Linked DNA regions of Homo sapiens: region 1 is linked to region 2. Evidence: chromatin loops called from intact Hi-C (ENCODE). Cell type or tissue: gastrocnemius medialis. All regions are shown on one strand. Links, peaks and the distances in the headings refer to the core of each region. The heading gives the core; the rest is flanking DNA. Region 1 holds the start of SLC36A2 (solute carrier family 36 member 2). Region 2 holds the start of LOC105378234 (a long non-coding RNA gene).

Region 1 (10,378 bases), core at 1,628-9,627, 90 kb after region 2:
ACATGGCAAAACCCCATCACTACAAAAAATACAAAAATTAGGCATGGTGTCATGCACCTGTAGTCCTGGCTACTTGGGAGGCTGAGGTGGGAGGATCACTTGAGCTTGGGAGGTGGAGGTTGCAGTGAGCCGCGATCACACCATTGCACTCCAGCCTGGGCAATGGAGTGAGACTCTGTTTCAAAAAAGCCACAAAAAACCCCATTATCCTTTATCCTGATATTATGTTCTTCCAGCTTTAGGGGGTTGAAATATTCTCTTTTTTTTAATGGTGATATTTTAAAGGTTTTTAATGGAGAGAAATGAGAATTTGCCCATCTATATCAGTCCCTAACATTTATTTAGAAATTTGATTGATGCATGAAGTCCCAGTCTTGAATGGCATAAAGTATGCACAGGAAAGGGTTTTCAACTATTTCAGAGTTCCTACTACGCCCTAGTCATAGCAGAGGAACACAGAGATAACTCAACTGCAGCTTCAGAGGCACATGCCAAGAGGCCTGGAATCCAATCAAAGCTCTGTCTCTAGTACTAACTGGGTCACCTTAGGCAAGGGAGGTAACCCCTCTGAGCCTCAGTTTCCTCATCTGTAAAATGGGGGTAATCATAGTGCCTACCTCATGTAACACACCTCATCTAGAGCTTGGCACATAGAATAGACTCAATACATGTGAGTCGCTATTATCATTATTATTTAGATGGGGGTAGAAGGAGTCACATTCATCAGCCACAGACTATGAGGAGGTACCCGGGGCCGGGGGAGGGTGGTGGTGGTGGTGGTGGTGAGGATAGGGTGATGAATTTTCATCCAGGTAGGGGTTTCATTTTGTCTCTGAAGTCTCTGACTTCTAGCCCAAAGGAGTACCAGTGATCATTTCTACCAGATTATACGACCTCAGGCAAATATTTCCCAGCTCTCTGCCTTGGTTCTCTAATCTATTAAAAAAGAAGCAATTATTCCCACTCCATAGAACAGTGGACTCAAACTTCAGCTAGTATCAGAATCACCTGATGAACTTGGCAAAAATAACATGGCACAGATTCTATCCTACTTCAACAAGTCTGAGTCTCTGTTCTTTATTATCTCTTCAGATGCTTTGATACACACCACGTTTTAAAAGTGCCATAAGCCATGAAAGGAACAAGGCTCTGTGTTTACTCTAAAGGATCATAGGAGATTATTATCATTATTTACATCCCATTTGCTCCACTCTTTTTGGAGATGTCTAGTGGGCAGGCTGTCTTTTCACCAGTTGCCTGCCCCACCCAAGAAAAGCTGGCCTGCATCTCAGCGTTACCAAACACCCCATCCAAGCCCTTGGGGTTCTCATGCCTTTGGAAGTCATCTACAATCTAGTATCCATCTTGCAAAGGGGACACTGGAGTTTGAAGGGGAATAATATCTTTCCAAGGGTTGCCACAGCTTCATAGTTAGAGCCATAGCGGAACCCAGGGCTTCGGATGCCTGGGCCACTCGTGTTGGAAGGGCTTATTTTGGACATCCCCACCCTAGGAGAAGACCTCCTGCCTGCTAACATGTGGTGCAATGAGTTGGGGTGTGGAGCCCCACCCTACAAGCTTTTTTTTCACTGACGATGCCTGGGAAGAGCTCTGGCCAAACACTGATATTCCAGCCACCCCTTTCCAAAAGGCCTGAAGATAATTCAGAGTTCTTCTCAAAACCTGGAGAGGAAGGCAAGAACTAGCTCATATCTAAACATAGCAAGCTCCTCAACAATCTTATTACTGACCTTGCTCGAGCAGGAACACAGAGCTCCACCTGCGACATCAAATCTGAGATTACAAATTTAAATTGTGGAATCTCAGGCTGTAAACGAGCAGGTCACAGGATGCAGCCTGCTACTTCACAGACCAGTAATACTGCCATGTAATGGTGCCAGACAAGGGAATAACACTTCTCAAATCACAGCAAGTGTTTCAGTTGATTCAGGACAAGAAGCTGGCAGGGTGGGGCCAGCATTAAAACAAAGGAGACAGTGCTGTGGTCAAAGCTGCAGGCTTCAGAAAAAACAAACAAACAAAACAAAAAACAAACAACAACAACCAAAAAAAACCTGGCTAGCGGGGAGTTCGGATTTACCGAGTTCCAGCTGTGACCTCCAGCAAGTTATTCTTTTCCTCTCTGAGCCTCAATTTCCACATCTGTAAAAACAAACTAACAAAGCTAACCCACAGAAGTAGCCAGGCTTTGTGGAGCTTGAAGCTTATCCCATGGAGAAGGGGAAAGTAGTGGTAAGGAGGACCTCTTTAAGAAAAAAGCAATACAAAATTGTCCATTCAAAATTGCATACAGGACCTTGGAAAGAGCCCCATGTAAGGGAGGGGCCTGACAAATCTGTCTTGGATGCTACCAGTTAGCAGTGACATTAGCTAAGCAAAGCTTGTGGCATGTAATAAGCCCTTAAGAAATGTTAGTTTTGGGGATGAGATGATGGAGGAGAGAGTGGTATGGCTTGAGTCAAAAGCTGTAATTTTGAGGGAGGAGGAAATTTTGGCCTGTTCATCTGCACTGAAGCAGAGATAATGACAGAGAGTGGGATACTAGAGAAACGCCCAAGACCATCTTTAGCTGCAGAGTTCTATCCTGGATTTCATGTGTGACCTTAGACAAATCTCACCACCTCCTGGCGCCAGTATCTTGCCCAGCAAACTGTGGCTGGGAGTCATACAATCTCAGCCTCTTCCCCGTTTCCAGAAGAACACTCTTTACTCACTCCATGGAGCCTCACAAAAGCTAAGAATTAATTAGAGATGACTGAGTGACTGTCCCTTTTTTGTTCCAATTTAAGAATGGGGTGCTGCAAGAAGGGATGTCTTACAGCAGACTGTGGAGCCAGTGAGACATGGAAACCTCTACCCTGAGATGAATAAAAGGAGAGGGATTTGTAGGTATTTTCTTGGAGACAGAAATAGGTTACTGGTTGAAAACCTTGACAAATTGGGCTAGGTTCCAACTCTGTCACTTTCTAGCTATCTGACCTCGGGCAGATTCCTTTACTTCAAGAAACCTCAGTTTTCTCCTTACTTAATTGATAGGGTTAAATGAGAAAATGTAGATAAAACACTTAGAGGATTGCTTATCCCTTAGTACAGGGCTTAATAGATATTTGTTATTAAAATTATCAGTATAATAGTTATCATTATGATTATTATTAAGTAATACCAATACGAATGGGTGATGCCTTTTCCAAATCCCTCCTTCCTCTCCTCCTCTTCCCAGGAGTCCTCGTCCACTGGCTTCTCCAGGCAGGAAGAGGTGCCCTCCAGGGAGGTGGGCGGGGCCTCGTTCCAGCTTGGCCAGAGCCAGCCCGGGCACACACCACTGTGCTGGGGTGTACATCTACACTAGACACCTTCCTGCTTCCCTCCTTCCAGAGCAGACCTCTTTGTCACCCCGAGCTCCTTGTTTCTTAAGCAGTCATGTCTGTGACAAAAAGTACTGAGGGTCCCCAGGGAGCCGTTGCCATCAAATTGGACCTTATGTCGCCTCCTGAAAGTGCCAAGAAGTTGGAGAACAAGGACTCTACATTCTTGGATGAAAGTCCTTCAGAGTCAGCAGGCTTGAAGAAGACCAAGGGCATAACGTGAGTGCTGTTTTCTGCCATCCCTATTTCTGCTTTCTAGCCTGAAGCTTGCATTGGCAAAAACCCTGAGGTGGGTGTGTCTGACCCTCAACCCACTGTGCAGATGAGAAACCAAGGTTGCAAAAGGTGCAGTCATGGGCTGAGTCAAGCTGAGGCAGAAGTAAAGGCTGTCAGAAAAGCCCTTAGGGACATAGTGATCCAGATCCCAAAAGGCACAGGTGGGGAAACTGAGGCTCAATTACCCTGGACCACATACTGAGTCATTGGCAGGATAAGGGCTAGAATTCAGTGCTGGCCCTAAAGCCACATTTTTGTTCCTGGCCAGCGATGTTAAGATTGGGGATAGAGGTAGAATCCCTAACTACTTGGAGGAGAAGGTGAGTCCTGAGCTTAAAACCACAGTGGCCTCACTGACCACTAAGTATTTCCTCCTCCCTGCCTCCTTCCTGCAGTAAGCCTGGCCTCTACTTCAACTGAGAAGCATAGATGACTCTAAAAAACACACTTTGTGGAAAGTTCTAGTTTTTTCCACTTTCCAGGGAGTGGGGAGTGGGGGTTATTCACAAGGCTTCCAAAACATAAAAAAAGAGGGAAGCCAAGCTACAGGGCTGCAGCTCCCTTCCCCACATCTGACCCCACCACCCAACCAGACTTGCTAGTTTACTTAGGAACAAAAGGTGTGGGGTGTGGTAGTGAAGAGGTTCTGCTGCTTTAAGAAGAAAGTTTTTGCACCACTAGATAGTAGAAAGAGCACTGGACAGAGAATCAGAAGGCCTGAGTTCAAGTGGTTTCTCTGCTCCTTCTCTAAGTTCCAGTTTTCTGACATGCAAAACAGGTGGCAGTGTGAACTAAAGGAGGGTGCATGGAAACAAAATCGGAGGATGTGTTTCTCGGGGGTGCACTGCAGGGAGGGACTGTAAGGGGCAGGCAAAGCCCCTCCCCACAGCCATCCAGCAGGACAATTTAGGGATGGACACAGTGACTGGCCCTGCTGCCTGTGCTGTCGCCCCAGGGCTAGTCCTGGAAGTTGCTAAGTATTAGTGACCCTGAGAGTGTGCTGTCTGTAAGTTGGGGCCAGCCACTGCTAAGTAGAGGCATTTTCTCAGTCAGAGGCCTTGAGGGAACCACCTGTCTCTTGTGTCCTGAACTGATACAAGGTTTGATGGCAATTTCAGCAACTTAAGGATCAAAGGAATAAAGCAAGTGAGAGCTAAAGGGAGACACGTGGCTTGGGGAGAAGCCAAATAACGGGCTGAGTAAGCGTGGCAACGATGGGGTTGGCTCACCCAGACTCGAATTCCCACTTAGCTGCTTACCAGCTAGAGCAAATGCTGGAACTTCTTTGTGTCCAGTTTCTCCTCTGTCAATGATAGTTCTCTCCTCCTGGGAGATTTGAGCATAAATACCCCAGACACAGTGTCTGTAAGTGTTGGCTGCTGTGAATAAGATGACAGTCCAAGGTGACCAAAAAGAAAGGAGTTAGAGTTGGAGCCCATGTCTCCCAACTCCCAGTTTGGTGCTTTGCATGACTTACCGCACTATGTTTTCAAGTTGGTTGAGTGGCCCAAAGTTAAATTCTGATTTCCTAAGTACTTTAGTTAGAAATTTCCAAAGTAACCCGCTGACCCTTTCCTAGTTGCAAAACAAGCCCATTGCTAGCCTGGCGAGTAGGGTGTAGTGCTCGGTCAGCGATGTGGACACCCACAGGGAGAAAGGCATGCAGGGACTCTCCACCCCCTTTCTCCCTCGATTGTTCTCTTTAACCCTTGATGAATCTATGTACAGAGACTCAGGAAGCTAGAGGGTTTACAGCTTCAATATGAAGCTTCCTGAGCCTCTGCCCATAGATTCTTTTAAAATAGCATCTTTTAAAAATAGCATCACTCCTGACATTTACAGAGGGTCAACAAAGTTGAACACGTTGCCCAAGATGACACAGCTAGTTAAGTCGTGGCCTTGAGGTTTAATCCCTGGTTTGTCAAATCCCAGAGACCGGGCTCCTTTCAGAGTACCTCTGTTGTTTTACAAAGAATAAGTCTCCTAACCAGAAGGTTCTCATGGGGAATTTCCAAGGTTTCTAAAGTTGCACGTGTAAACCCCATGCTCGCCTTGACTTAACCTGGTACAGGTACAAAAACGTGTAGAAATAGGTTGTTTTGTAATTCCGCTAATAGAGTGCCTCCCTGGAACATTTTTTCTCCTGATGGTTTAGACTTTGTCCTCCGGGCAAACCTTCGCATTTGTCTTAAAGGAAGGGTCTGAGTTTTTGTTTGGGGGAGGGGAGGTGTGCACTCTCCAGCCTTGATGCCCTGGGCTGAGAAAAGAAATCCCTCTGGAGCCCAATCCCTGAATGGTTATGCCCCGCCAGACCTCATCTGGGGACCCAGTCATCCGACCTGTTTATTCAGAAGTCACAATGATTTTTTGTTTCTGCCTGCCCTTTCCCCTTTTCTCTGTGTTCAAGCCTGTCTCTACTACTAGTTTTATGACATTGAGCTAGTTTCTGCCCCTCTCTGAGCCTTCATTTCCTCAGTTATGATATGGGGTTGTTTCTTTACTTACGCTGTCTGAGTTTATCTCTGGGAGGCAGCTCAGCAGAAGTAGGGGTGAAGAACAGGGACTCTGAAGCAGCACTGTGTTAAATCTTGGCTCCCCAATATATCCTGGATAAGTCATTAACAAATCTCTGTGCCTCAGTTTCTTCACCTGCAAGATGATAATCGTATCTTTGTCAGAGCCTTGACTAGAAGATTAAATGAGATAATACTGATTTAAAGCACCTAGCACAGTGTCTCATATAGTAAGTGTTGCAGCATATATTGAGTGTTAGCTGCTAAAACCAGGACAGTTCTGGGCAAACTGGGATGGTTGGTAACCCTACAGGAGACCCAGATGTGCCAGGCAAGGACTCATGGACTGAGAGATGGCTAGGAGCCCGCCTATCAGGTGCTGGCATGCTGCAAGGGAATCACCGCTGGATCTTCTCACCTCCACACACCCATACTTCACATCTCCTTCCTCTCCTTTAGAGTGTTCCAGGCCTTGATTCACCTGGTGAAAGGCAACATGGGCACAGGGATCCTGGGACTACCCCTCGCTGTGAAGAACGCGGGCATCCTGGTAAGAGAGGCGCCACATGTGGGGGCTTTATGGTCAGTTGCAGAAGGGAAGTAAGAGGAGAGGCTCTAGCGGTTTAGCAACCTGTGGTGAGCAGTCTTTCTGGGACACAGCTTGGTGCGGGGTTAGGGTCTAGACATCTAGCCTGGGTTTGAGTTCCGGCTCTGCCACAGACTTTAGTACCTTTGGTAAGTCATTTGCCTGCTCTATGGGCCTTAGTTTCCTCCCCTGTAGAATGCAAGGATTGGACTATGCCCAGTTTTCCAAGTATGCTCTATAGAACACCAGGTCCCCTTGGGGATGTTTCAGGGGCCACAAAGGGCACACATGGTCAGGATTCTCTGTCCCCCTACTCCCATCAGTATACCCCATTGTAATTGCTTTATGTGCTTTATTGGAATATTACTTGAGGTCATATTTGAAAGAATAGCTGTTGCTGCTACAAAAGGGCTTTAAACCCAGTTTGCTAGAGAGTTCTTTGAGTTCTGCATGATATCAGCACTACCAAGCCCATCTTGCAGTATTCTTCATAAATGCATTCTCTTCTCTCCTCCCTCGCCCCTTGCCTCCCCTTCCTCCAGATGGGCCCACTCAGTCTGCTGGTGATGGGCTTCATTGCCTGCCACTGTATGCACATCCTGGTCAAGTGTGCCCAGCGCTTCTGTAAGAGGTGAGGAAAACAGCCTCCTTGTGTCAATTCCTTTGGTGCATGGTTCTCAGGGATAGCCCAGAAACATCCTATGCATAATAGAAATTTACTTCTTAGTTTTCTCCAATAAGGCCAAGAAAGAGTGAAGAGCATTCAGGGGCAGGGAGCTCAGGTGAGGCTCTTCTGCATGGCTCCTTAGGAGATCTCAGTCAGGCTATTGTGCTTATCTGGTTGGCTCCTCTGGAAATTGGGCATAAACTATGCAGAGAATGGTCACGAGAATCCAATGGGATCATGGATATGAAAACTACCGTCCCCGTGCAAGGTGTGCATTAGACTCTTGCTGTGTAGTCTCCGCCTCATTTAACAGGTAAGGAAAACAAGCCACTGAGGAATTACTGCTGAGTGTCAAAGCCCGAGGTCTCTGCCCCTGTGTTCTTTCTGCTCTTTAGCTGTGTCCTGCCTTGTTCTGTGTCTCCTGACTTTTGACCATGTGAGTTTAGGCTAAACTATCTCTTGGAAACCGTTTATGCACTCTCTCCTGCAGGCTTAACAAGCCCTTTATGGACTATGGGGACACGGTGATGCATGGACTAGAAGCCAACCCCAACGCCTGGCTCCAGAATCACGCTCACTGGGGAAGGTAACCTGTTCTTGCTTTGCCTGCAGTGGGGTAGGACACAGGAGGAGAAAATGCTGCTATCAGGGTGACTTCTTCCCTGGAAAGGTGGTTTGTTTGGCACTTCTATGTTAGATGTTGTACATGGAAGGGGTTCATTGGCAACATCCCTGATCAACCCCCACTTCTTGTGTATCTCTAGTGACAGGATACTCATTCCTTTGCTACGCAGCTTTAATGTTTTTTACTCTTTTATTAAACCACATTTATCCAGTTACTCCTATGGCCCTGGACATGTCATGGGGACTGAGAAGAACAAGACTTTGCCCTCACAGAACCCATAGTCCAGTGAGAAAGGCAGACATTAAACAGCCTAGAATAGAGTTATTTAATAGCCGCTTGGATATGTACGATGAAGGAAAGAAGGGCTGGTTGCCACCAGGCAGGTTAGGAGATGTGTGTTGGCTTGGGGGAGAGGAGGGCTTTCTAGGATGGAACGGGTGAGATGAGTTCTGCAGGAAGGAGTCCTGAAGAATGAGGAATCACCTCAAAGAAGGTGGACAGGGGCCTGGAGGGTGGGGCTGGAAGGAAGAGAGGGTGTGAAGGTCCCTGAAGCAAGAAGGTATAGGTGACAGATTCAAGGTACAACAAGACCAGGTAGCTTGAGGGCAGAGAGTCAGGGAGGTGGAACTGAAGAAGGAGCCAGGCACCCAATCAAGTGGTACATTTTAGACCCTCTGAAACGAAGACTCTATTTGTTCTTTTCTTAAAACCAACCAGGAAGCCATTGGAGGGTTTTAATCAGGAAAGTCATCATATTTGTATTGTTTAAAGATCTGTCTGGCTTCTCTAAGGAGAATAGATTGTAAGGGAGCAAGAGCAGATTTAGTCAGATCCATGAGGGGGCTATTAACAGTACCCAGCCAGGTCACAATGGTAGCTGGGACCAAGCTGGTGGCAGTGGGATGAAGAAAAGTTGACTTGATCATGAACTGGATCCTGGGATTGGGAGACAAGGAAGAGTCGAGATTGACTCAGATTTATGATCACTTCTATTTTGGACAAGTTGAGTTTGGGGTGCCTGAGAAACATTTAAGTGGAGATGTCTAGTGGGGATATATGGGTTTAAGCCTATCTTCATGCACCAATCCAGAACTGAAGTCATCAGCCATGAAGCCAGGGACAGAGAGGTCTCTTAGGGAGAGGTTATATGGTGAGAAGAAAAGAGAGGAAAAGACCAAGACTTTAAGAACCCTTTGTTGAGCTGAGTGAAGTCTTGCTCCCTGAAAAATCCCACCTTTTAGCTCTCAGGGGTGACAGAGAACAGGTTAACACCCTTTGTCCTCTGGTACTTGGGACTAAATCTACTCCTTTCTCCTTGTTTCAGACCTGTCCCCACCTGTCTGTCTCCTCTTGTTGAGCACCATCTAGACTGTCAAATTCTCTTTTGAACTGTGCTTCCCTAAACTGCTGCAGTACTCACGGTGTGCCCCTGCCCATGGCAGGTAGTCTGTATGGTATCATGGGCCTGGAACCACCCTTCGCTCAAAGCCCATACTCACAAGAGTAATCCACAAATTCAGTCTGTGAACAGACAAGGAAGACTACTGGATAATGACCAGAATTTTCCCAATTGTGTGACCCAGGAGGAGACTTGCCTGTCACAGACTGTCAAATCCTTCTACTTGTTGTTGGGCATATAAAGAAGATTTCCCTGCTCCATTTAGGGATCTTCTTTCATTAATTACTGCCTCTCCTATAACTGGAATTCCTTTAGTATGGGTTCTTCCTCTCAGCATTTAATGTGTTCCTGTATCTCCAGCAAACCACCATGGCACATGTATACCTAGGTAACAAAAGTGCACATTCTGCATATGTACCCCAGAACTTAAGATACAATAATAATAATAATAAAGCAAGTAAATAAAACTTCCTGGACCTTACCATTGTAGCCAACATCCTATCTACATTCAATATATATTATTCAACAAATGTCTACTGAATACCTACAATGTGTCATAAAGTGCTTTAGACAATGGGTCTACTGCAACGAGCAAATGGGTGCCATCAACACTGGACCACCCTCTGATTTTATTGCCTTACATCCCATCCACACCTCTTTCACAGGCCACCTGGGTTTTCTGTCCTTATAATTCTACTGAAGTTCTTTCAAGCAATGTCCTAAAAGACCTTCTTGTTGTATCTTCCTTGCCCTAGAGAACCTTTCAGCAGTAATGTGTATAATTGACCATTCTCTTTTTTCAACATTCTCTCCTCACTTGGCTACTATTAAACCTCTTTCCCCCTAGTTTCCCTCCTACCTTTCTAGCCACTCCTTTGCATTTGTTGTAAGCTTTTTTGTTTCTATTAAATGTTGATGTTCTCCAG
Region 2 (10,378 bases), core at 1,415-9,414:
CCATTGTGCCAGTGCTTCTCAAAGTGTGGTCCCTAGACCAGCATCACTTGGGAACTTGCAGAAATGCAAATTCTGGGTCCTACTCTACACCTACTGCATCAGAAACCCTGGGTTGTGGGGGCACAGCAATCTGCATTTTGAAAAGCCCTCTAGGAGAGTCTGATGCTCTCTCGTGCTGTAGAACCACTGCCCTAAAGGACAAGCTTCTGAAGGGACTTGCTTTAGCCATGTGCTAACATGTTGTGTGGCCAGCCCCTGGTAGTGACTTATTTCTGCTGAGTGGTAGAAAGTAATTTGAAGGTTTTTTTCCCCTTATTTCCCAGCTGGGTGACCTGGGCAAGACTTTTGATCTCCATTTGGTTTCATCATCAGGAAAGTGAGATTGAAAACCCTCCTTGGTTCTGCCTCCCTCCCTGGATTGCTGGAAAAGCAGATGAGATCAGGCGCTTAAAGGTTCTATATATAACATGAGGGGTTATGCTGCTGAGAGATATTAGGGAAATTAATCCTTTTGCATTCCATAGTCTTGAGGAATGTAACTTCCTTTTTTTTTTTTTAACCACTCTACCCATCCCAAGCCCTCAAGAGTACCAGCCCCTGAGATGTCATAGCAACCCTACCCAGTGTCCCCTTTCCCTCTCCTTCTCTCTTTTTGAGACCCCTTGGGTCCCTGATCCATCCTCCTGAACATTCTGTGACTGATGGCCCTACTGTCAAGCCTCTCTCTGTTAAGACCACTGCCCCCTACAGTGGCTTCTAACTCTAAAATTCTCAGGTTTTGTATCTTAAAAAATAAAAAATAAAGAAAATATGCTTACAATGTGCCAGGAACTAGTTTCTTGTTGATTGAGTCAATCCTCGTGGCAGCCCTATGAGGCATTTAGGAGATGCTGTAGGTGCCCTTCCTGTATCTCCTTTACCAGAGCTGCAGCCCCATCCCTAGCTGCGGTGAGTGTTGCCTGCTACACTGTAAAGCATGCTACACTGTTACGTAGGGATACAAAAGGCCTACCTACTTTTGTCACTATACAGAGAGCAATGCCGTTATTCACACTCATGAAACTCCTGTGGGTGGTCTGGGTAATTCTTCGCTGTAGTATAAGCATTCATCAGCATTATGATTTCAATATTTGGCAACCCAATCACAACAAAATTCAAGAATTTATTAAGTGGCACAAGTGCTGAAAAATGAATTTGAAAATTCCTTAACTTTGGAGTGGAAATTAGAAAAAATAAAATTCCTATAAAGAAGACCAAACACCATCAGATATGACATGCTGGTGCCTTAGGAGGGTGTCTCCTATAAAGTAAATTAGCACTGGAGTGGAACAGATGAAAAACAGCCACTGAAGCAAGAAATCATCAGCTCAAGTACATAGGAAAAGTGCTGGGGCCAGATCAATACAACTGGAATGTGCCTCAGGCCATGCTATTGTTTTAAACATTTCTTTTTCTTTTTTTTTTTTCTTTTCTTTTTTTTTTGAGATGGAGTCTCACTCTGTTGCCCTGGCTGGAGTGCAGTGGCATGATCTCAGCTCACTGCCACCTCCACCTTCCGAGTTCAAGCAATTCTCCTGCTTCAGCCTCCCAAGTAGCTGGACCTACAGGCACACACCACCACGCCTGGCAAATTTTTGTATTTTTAGTAGAGATGGGATTTGACCATGTTGGCCAGGATGGTCTTGATCTCCTGACATCATGATCTGCCCACCTTGGCTTCCCAAAGTGCTGGGATTACGGGAGTGAGCCACCATGTCCAGCCTGTTTTACACATTTCTTATTGTGATTTTTTGATGATTTGAAAGGAGGTAATTATGATATAATATGGTTTGGCTTTGTGTCCCCACCCAAATCTCATCTCGAACTGTAATCCCCATGTGTCAAGGGAGGGGCCTGGGTGGCAAGTGATTGGATCATTAGTGGTTTCCCCCATGCTGTTCTAGTGATACTGAGGGAGTTCTCAGATCTGATGGTTTAAAAGTGGCAGTTTCCCCTGCACTCTCTCTCTCTCTCTCTCCTGCTGCCATGTAAGACGTGCCTGCTTCCCCTTCACCTTCTGCCATGACTGTAAGTTTCCTGAGGCCTCCCAGCCATGTAGAACTGTGAATCAATTCAACCTCCTTTCTTCATAAATGATCCAGCCTCGGGTAGTATAGCAGTGTAAGAACAAACTAATACAGTGTTAGAACGAACTAATACCCAATAAAACATTATATCAATAGTATTTTTGTGGTAAATGAAATATGTTTAAAGAAAAAAAATGTGGCAAAGGTAATAGATGCATGCACTCTGAGGACTCAGAAAAAAATGTTGCAAGTAATTCAAAATTCTGTCCTGTGATTAAACAAGACTGCTCTGCCACCAATGCCAGGTCTCTGGTGCCTGGGAGAGTGCATGAGAGATGGTGAATTTTGCAGTGACAGAGACCTGCAGAGCATATGTCAAAGGATGCCAGAGAACACCTCTGCCTGACAACCTGCAGGCAGGATCACAATGACAGGAGTGTCAGAGCACATGTATGAGACCCAAGTACACTCCTCTTCTTGGAACAAAATGCTGCTCACACAGGAGCTCAACAAAAGAACAAGCTTTAAACACATTATATTGCTTTAACATAAGGAAGACTTTCCCAATCATGTGCAGTGGCCAATGGTGTACCATGAATGAGTTATAGGGGGTGCTGAGTGCCAGGTGGGTCCTAAGGTAGCTAGAGCACCTGAGGTGTTTTTTTTTTTAATCTCTAGTTAAGAACAGCCTGTTCTTTGATCTCAAGGACATATAAAGTGTTATTTCCTTCATGTTATGTGAAAAAGATTGGGAAGCACTGGGTAAGTAGGGTGTTCATATAATTTATTTGTTCAAGTGGAGACACTTTTAAGAATAAAAAGGCTGTGTTAACATTTCACCAGAACAACGGGCACACAGTGAAATTGTCCCAGGTAAAGTGGAATGTATGGTGTGGTAGGCAGAGTAACAGCTCCCAAAGACGTTAATTAATCTCGGGAACTTGTTACCTTAGATAGCAAAAGGGACTTTGCTGATGTGATGAAGTTAAGGATCTCGAGGTGAAATGACTATGCTGGATTATCTGGGTGGTCCTAGTATAAATCACAAGGTTTTTTAATAGGAGGGAGGCAGGAGGGTCAGAGAGGAGAGAAGTTTCTATTCTACTGGCTTTAAAGATGGAGGAAGACGCCATGAGCCAAGGAAACGCAGGAGGCCTCTAGAAGCTGGAAAAAGCAAGGAAACAGATTCTACCCTACAGCCTCCAGAAGAACACAGCCTTGTCACACCTTGATTTTAGGACCTCTGACTTCTAGAACTATAAGAGAATACATTTGCATTGTTCTAATCTACTAAATTGTGGTAATTTGTTATAGCAGCAACAGGAAATGAATATTATTTATAATCTAAAATAAATGTAGCTTTATGTTTATATCATTATTAAAGTTATGAAGGTAAGCAATAAAGAACTAAAACAGTAAAATAATTATATTGAGAAGTAAAGTACGAGAATTTAAGAGGTACAAATTTTCACCTAATATAATGTTGATCAATTGAGAAATATCATTATAGCTATATTGTATAGAGAAATGAAGAACTAAAGAACTAAAACAAACCACTGGTTTTACTACACTTGATCTTAGCCAAAAGACTAAGAAGCAATCAAACCACTGATTAAAAAACAGAAAGATAGTCCTAAAAAGAGCAGCTTTAGATAGAGTAAGTCAGATAAGGAGACTATAGCTTTTCATTATAAATTCTTTGGTTAAAATAAATCATAGTTTAAACATGAGCATTTTTAAAGATGTGAATATTAATTGTTAAAGTAAGATTGTGTTAGGGGACAACTTCAAGAGCTTATTGGGCTCAGGTTCTCCAAAGCTGTAGCCCCTTTCTACCTAAATTGTGTTCATGGCTTCCACCCAACTCAGAGCCTCCCCTAAACTCTTACTCAGCCAGCAGCTTCCTTGCTGTCAGTCTTGGCACAAGATAGGGCCAACTAGTAGATCCTTCTGAAACAAGGCAAGAAAAGACACCATTGAAAGGAATAGTTCCAGGGTTGGGCCCAGGCGGATGAAGAGCTCTGGAGCAAACCCCCAAAGCCCCATCTGTAGGGTGGGCAGACCTCAGTGTTACCTCACAATGGGAACAAAGGGCCTGGGAGTGCTCAGATGAGAGGAGAACCACCCATTGCCACTGAAAAAGTGAGGATGTAGGAGCCAAAAAAAAAGTCTGAGACCAGCCCTGCCACTTACTAGCAGGTCCCGTCAGTTTGGGCTTCTGTTTCTCACCAATGAAATGAATAGGAGAAGTTCAGCTCTCAGATCTTGCAACTCTGAGAGTCCTTTTCCCAGCTTCAGCTACCTTTCTCCTACCAAACGTGACTGGATAGTCCTAGGACATATATAATGTATCATTATATATGATACTGTGGCTTTAGGGTTTAGAATTTATTTGAGATGGTCTATGGCAATTCATTCATTTTACTCATTGGAAACTGAGCCTCAGAGAGACAGAGGCATTTGTTCAAGGTTACACTTTACAACCAGCTTGAGAATCTGTGGGTTCTCCTGTGACCACTCACATAGACCCTAAGATTCCTTGGTCACAATTTGCCATATGGTTGTGTGAGAACCTGTGACCCCTCACTTAGACCCTTGGAGTCCTTGATCATAATTTGCCATAGGAAGGTGCAGAATGGTGGATATGGTGGGGTGGCCCTCAACATCCACTCCAACCACCCTTCAATCTGCCTTTCAGTACTGTAGAGGCTAGAAAGAGTAGAATACATGCTGTATTATCTCATTAATATAAAGTTCAAGAGCAGGCAAAACTAATTTATGGTGACAAAAATCTAGACAGTGGTTATTGGGTATGTGAGGGAGGTGATGTTTGACTGCAAACAAGCAAAAAGAAACTTTCTGGGTAAGTTGCACCAGTGTATTCATTTGTCAAAACTCATTCAACTGTACACTTAAGATCTGTGCATTTTATTGTATATAAACTACACTTTAAAAATTTCAAGTAACTACCTTAGAGGGATGTTCATATATGAATAGGCAATTCATATATTGCCTATTACATAGTAGGTGCTCAATAAACAGTAGTAGCAGGGGCACTAGTAATAATTATTGATATTAATATTAATATATTGGCTTTCTTTTGGTAAAATTTGCCTGCTAAATCTTTCCTATCCCTTTTACTTTAAACTTTCTGCATTCTTATGTTTTAGATATGTCTTTCATAAATATTATTTTGATATTTTCAAAATTATTCTATTTATTGTATTAATAATTACAGATATATTTATAGTCATATTTACCTTGTTATTTTATTCTATATCTTCCACCTATTATGTTTTTTCTCCTTTACTGAGTTTCTTTTAGATTAATTTTCCCTTATTTTATTTTGTTTTATTCTCTAGTAATTTGGAACTTAAAGACTTTATTTCTATTCTCTAGCCATACCCTAGTAATTTTAACATGTATAAATTAATAAAGTATTAACAAAAAGTTAAGCAATATCTTTAGTCACTGCAGAAAATATAGGCACTTAAAAAAATCTCTATTCACTGCATTCCATTTTTTATAATAATAATGTCACATATTTTAAGTTTCTTTTCCTTATGCTCCATAATACTTTATTATTAGAATCAAGATTTACCCATACATTTACCTCTCTTGGGTTCTTTATTTCCTTTTGCATCTCAGATCTTCTTCTGAATATGGACTTTAAATTTTCCTTTAGTGAAGTTCTCTCCAATTTCTTTTGTTTGAAAATGTCTTCATTTTGCACTTAACAGATAGTTTATATCCTCTCAGCATATTGAGGTGATCATTCCAGTACCTTGTGGCTTCCACTGCTGTTAAGAAAACAGCTGACAGACTGACTGCAAATCTTTTCTTTTCCTTTTGAAATTTCTTTTACACTGCAACCCTTTTGAATGTAACACTTTTCACCAATCTGGCTGACTTTAGATCCCTTTAAAGTTCTGAAGTTTCACTATAAAGTGTCCAGATACGTGTGTCCTTTATTTATCCTGCTTGGAATTCACTGGGTCTCTTGAATCTGTGGGTTGGTGTCTTTCATCATTTCTGGACAATTCTCAGCCATTATCTTTTCAAATATTTATTCTACCATATTCCCTCTTAACTTTTCTTCTGCGAGTCTGATTTGATGTTGCCTTAGTCAGTTTGGGCTGCTATAACATATTACCATAGGCTGGGTGACTTAAACAACAAACATTTATTTCTCACAGTTCCGGAGACCGAAAAGTCCAAGATCAAGTTGCCAGCCGATCCTGTGTCTGGTGAGAGCTCACTTCCTGGCTTCCATGTGGCTGTCTTCTCATTGTATCCTCACATGGCAAAGAGCAGAGAGGACACAAACTCTCTCATGTCTCTTATTTCAGAGCACTAATTCTGGGCTCTACCTCATGACCTAATTACCTCCCAGAGATCCCCCTTCTTAATACCATCACACTGAGGGTTAGGATTTCAATACACAGTCCATGACAGATGTAGGATATATTTAGGTCTTTCATTCTATTCTCTATTTTCCCTCACTTTTCTTTTAGATTTTTCATCCCTTGGTCTCTGTGGACTATATTATGAATAATACCTTTCCCAGATCTAGTTCTGATTCACTAATTCTGTCTTCACTGTGCATAATCTCCTATCAAGCCCATCCATTTCAACTAAAATTAACTCAACTAAATTTTTAAAATTCAATTAATATTCAGTTTTAAATTTCAACTATTATAATTCTATTTTCTAGAAGTTTTATTTAATTAACTTTCCATTTCACCTGATTACTCTTCAGAGTATCTTTCTCCTTGTACATATCTTCCAGTACATTTTTTTCTGTTACTAAATATGTTAAAAAGAGCTACTTTTCGTTTGTATCATACATTTCTCTTTTGCAAAGTTCTTGTGCTATATTTAAATTTTCTCTTGTTTTGCTGTTTCTTGGAATTTTACTTACATAAATTCTTTAAGATCTGAAATGAAGGTGAGTCCCTCCTGAAAGACTTTGTATTTGCTTCTGCCAGCAGCTGGCAACTATCAGTCTAGGTTCTTGTGAACTACATTCTGGGCTGGAGGTATTCTGGACCACCATGGTAGATGAAGTAGACTGTGGAACAGAGTGAAACTTGAATTCTCATTCCACATTTTAGCCACAATTTTACTCCATCCTCTGGGCACTAGGTTCAGGACAGTCACTTTTTTTCCAAGTCCCTTGATTGGGAGGTAGGGAAGGAATAGGGTGGGGGTGGGATATTGATTTATTTCCAGTTCACTCTTACTCTGAGGAAGAGGTCCTCAGCTCCGGAATTTGTCTCATGCCCCATAAGGCCATGATATTAAAGCTCAACTTCACTGGGTTGAGCAAATACCCGTGGGAGTGAAGCTGTAGCTGCATTCCACTCAGGTCTCAGAGTTCCTGTCTTCACCTGGCTGAGTGAGTACTCACCTAGAAATTCCTTGCTCTCTTGATCTCCCCTCAATATTATTAAGAATTTTTTTAAAATATGTTATTCAGGCCGGGCGTGGTGGCTCAGGCCTGTAATCCCAGCACTTTGGAAGGCCAAGGCGGGCGGATCACCTGAGGTCAGGAGTTTGAGACCAGCCTGGACAACATGGTGAAACCCTGTCTCTACTAAAAACACACACAAAAAAAAACAGCTGGATGTGGTGGTGGGTGCCTGTAATCCTAGCTACTTGGGAGGCTGAGGCAGGAGAATCTCTTGAACCAGGGAAGCAGAGGTTGCGGTGAGCCAATGGCCTGCCATTGCATTCCAGCCTGGGCAACAAGAGTGAAACTCCGTCTCAAAAAAAAAAAAAAAAAAAAAAAAAAAAAAAAAATATATATATATATATATATATATATATATATATATATATATATATGTTATTCAGAAGTTTTAGTTATTTTCAGCAGGAAAGCCAACCTGGTTACCTAGCCTGTCATATTACCATGGTAATAATTATAATGAGTATTTTATTTTGAAAATTATAAACTGGAATCCCAGAATCACAATGCTTTATTGAGTATGTTCATTTTCTACCTCCATGTAACAAACTGCCACAAACTCAGTAGCTTCACATAACACATATTTATTATCTCACCATTTCTTTAGGTCAGAAGTCCAGGTATGGCTTTCACTGGGTCCTCTGCTTAGGATTTCATAAGGCTGCAATTACAGTGTTTCCAGGCTGTATTCTATATGTAGAAGTGACTGGGGAAGCATTTTCTTCCAAGCTCATTCAAGTTCTTGGCAGTAATAGAACTAAGGGCTCAGGCTTCTTGCTGTGTGACTGCTTTTTGCTTCTACTTCCTGAATTCCTTGAAATGTGGCCACCTCCATCTTCAAGCCATCAAACCCTTCTCATGCTGCTGGTCTCTCTGGCCTCCCTTTCTGCCCAACCAGAGAAAATTGCATTTAAAGAGTTCATCTGGTTGGGTCAAGCCCACCTGGATAGCTTCCTAGCTTCCACATCTTAAGGTCAACTGACTTGAGACTTTAATGACATCTGCAAATCCCCTTCACAGCATTACCTAGATTAGTGTTTAATTGAATAACCAGGGGATAAGAGTTTTGGGGATCTGAAAGCAAGGGGTAGAAAGGATGCCTACCCTCTCCTGACCCTGTGATGTGAATATGAGGGGGGTGAGGAAAAAAGACACTTCTCTCAGAGGCCTGCAAAAACAGCAGTGACCTCACGGGGAGCCACCTTTGAGTGGGAGCAAGAAGGTGGGGAAGACAGTGCAATGCAAGGGATTTTCCTTGTTCTCGGGGAAAGCTTTGCTGACCGCCTTTGCAAGAGCAACTGCTTTTGTTATACACTCATGCCTCTTTTCATTTTCCTTCAAAGTGCTTTATCACTGTTGAATTTTTAAAAACTTATTTATGAGAAACTATGATTAATATTTATAATTTCCAAGTTCATCGCCTCCAGGGACTGCAGTACCTGGAACTGTTTCATTCCCGGCACCCATCAAAGTGCCTGGCCTGTGATATTCAGTCATTTGGCAGAAAAAAAGAAAGAAAAGAAGAGATTGTCAGAGCAACTGTGAGGGCCTCTGTGTGTGCGGTGGAGAAGCCCATTTATCCATCCATTCATGCTTTTGGCCATTCATTCTTCCTAAGCTGCCGAGTCTGTGCCACTCTGGGCAAGGAGGGTAAAGCTGTATTTAAGCTCCTGAACTTATTAAGGCCCAAGAGCTGAGATCATATTTTGCAGCTCCTGCATGCCAAAGCTATTCTTGCTCACAGCCTCTGCCAAAGCCATGTGTATTAGTTCATTTTCACGCTGCTCATAAAGACACACTCGAGACTGGGTAATTTATACAGGAAAAAGGGTTTAATGGACTTACAGTTCCACGTGGCTGGGAAGGCCCCACAGTCATGGCGGAAGGTAAAAGGCAGTTTCACATGGTGGCAGAGAAGAAGGTTTGTGCAGGGAGACTCCCTTTTTTAAAACTATCCAATCTCATGAGACTTATTCACTATCACGTGAATAGCACAGGAAAGACCCACCCCCATGATTCAATTACCTATCACCGGGTCCCTCCTACAACACATGGGAATTGTGGGAGTTATAATTCAAGATGAGATTTGGGTGGGGGCACAACCAAACCATATCACCATGGCTGCTCCACACCCCTCACATGCCCAATACGTGGAGCTAAACAGTGAGGTATCCACCTGCCTGGGCCTGTGGGTGCCTCCACCAGCTGCCAGTCCCTGGATGATGCAGCCCAAAGAATACCCTGCCAGCCCCGAGGGAGGGTTCAGCAACTCCTCCACCCGGAGCTCCTGCTGCCAGGACAGGGCCAGCAGGACCTCGTAAGTGTCCTTTGCTCCACAGAAGCTTCTGGGCTTGAGACCTTGCACCTGAAAACTTTTGTGGAATTTTTCTTCTTTCTAGTAATCCAAAGAGCTAAATCTGTGCTCTCCTGTAGTTCTTGACAGACAAGCAAAGAGGTGTAGAGAAGTTGTGTTAGTAGCAAAAATAATGCTCCATGAAGTGATGCTTTGAATCCTAAGCATAACTCCTTAGAGGCGCATTCATTCAACATTCAACACCTGGGAACTGTGGAACTAAAGCAATGAACACAACATACCATTTGGGTCCCTGCAGCTAAGGATCTCACAGCCTAGGGAGGAAGATATGTACACACAGAAGTGAAATTCCAGGGAGTGAACTCAGTGTTCTACAAGGATTCAGAAAAGGAAGGTGTTATTTCCAGATGGTGAAAATGGGCAAGGCTTTGTGTTAGAGGAGCCAAGACTGATCTAGTCCTTGGAGAAATGATGTTGCCAGTGAGGATACCCAAAAAGCATTATCTACCTCCACTGAAGAAGATAGAT

Evidence for each region. Hi-C counts contacts between places; a loop is a spot of excess contacts. Peaks named below come from ENCODE experiments on the same cell type or tissue, not always from the same donor. Only the 100,000 strongest peaks of a DNase experiment are listed, where the experiment ranks them.
Region 1: a loop joins it to region 2, with 3 times the contacts of the local background. A loop is called at or near these places in 3 of 110 quality-filtered maps.

Annotation. Positions count from the first base shown.
Region 1 is chr5:151,340,524-151,350,901 of GRCh38, reverse strand. SLC36A2 (solute carrier family 36 member 2) reads left to right here and starts at 3,343. Exons shown (of 10, transcript NM_181776.3): 1 at 3,343-3,605; 2 at 6,635-6,725; 3 at 7,304-7,392; 4 at 7,919-8,014. The coding sequence starts at 3,442. It also overlaps a transcript of SLC36A1 not described here. RefSeq lists an enhancer at 2,917-3,830. In gastrocnemius medialis, for the core only: no CTCF peak of the experiment used is centred there; DNase peaks (open chromatin) are centred at 1,841, 3,311, 3,741, 4,861 and 3 weaker places; H3K4me3 peaks cover 3,541 bases; H3K27ac peaks cover 8,000 bases.
Region 2 is chr5:151,430,757-151,441,134 of GRCh38, reverse strand. LOC105378234 (a long non-coding RNA gene) reads left to right here and starts at 4,197. Exons shown (of 6, transcript XR_944423.4): 1 at 4,197-4,929. It also overlaps a transcript of SLC36A1 not described here. RefSeq lists a silencer at 4,179-4,349. In gastrocnemius medialis, for the core only: no CTCF peak of the experiment used is centred there; a DNase peak (open chromatin) is centred at 6,333; H3K4me3 peaks cover 1,430 bases; H3K27ac peaks cover 6,733 bases.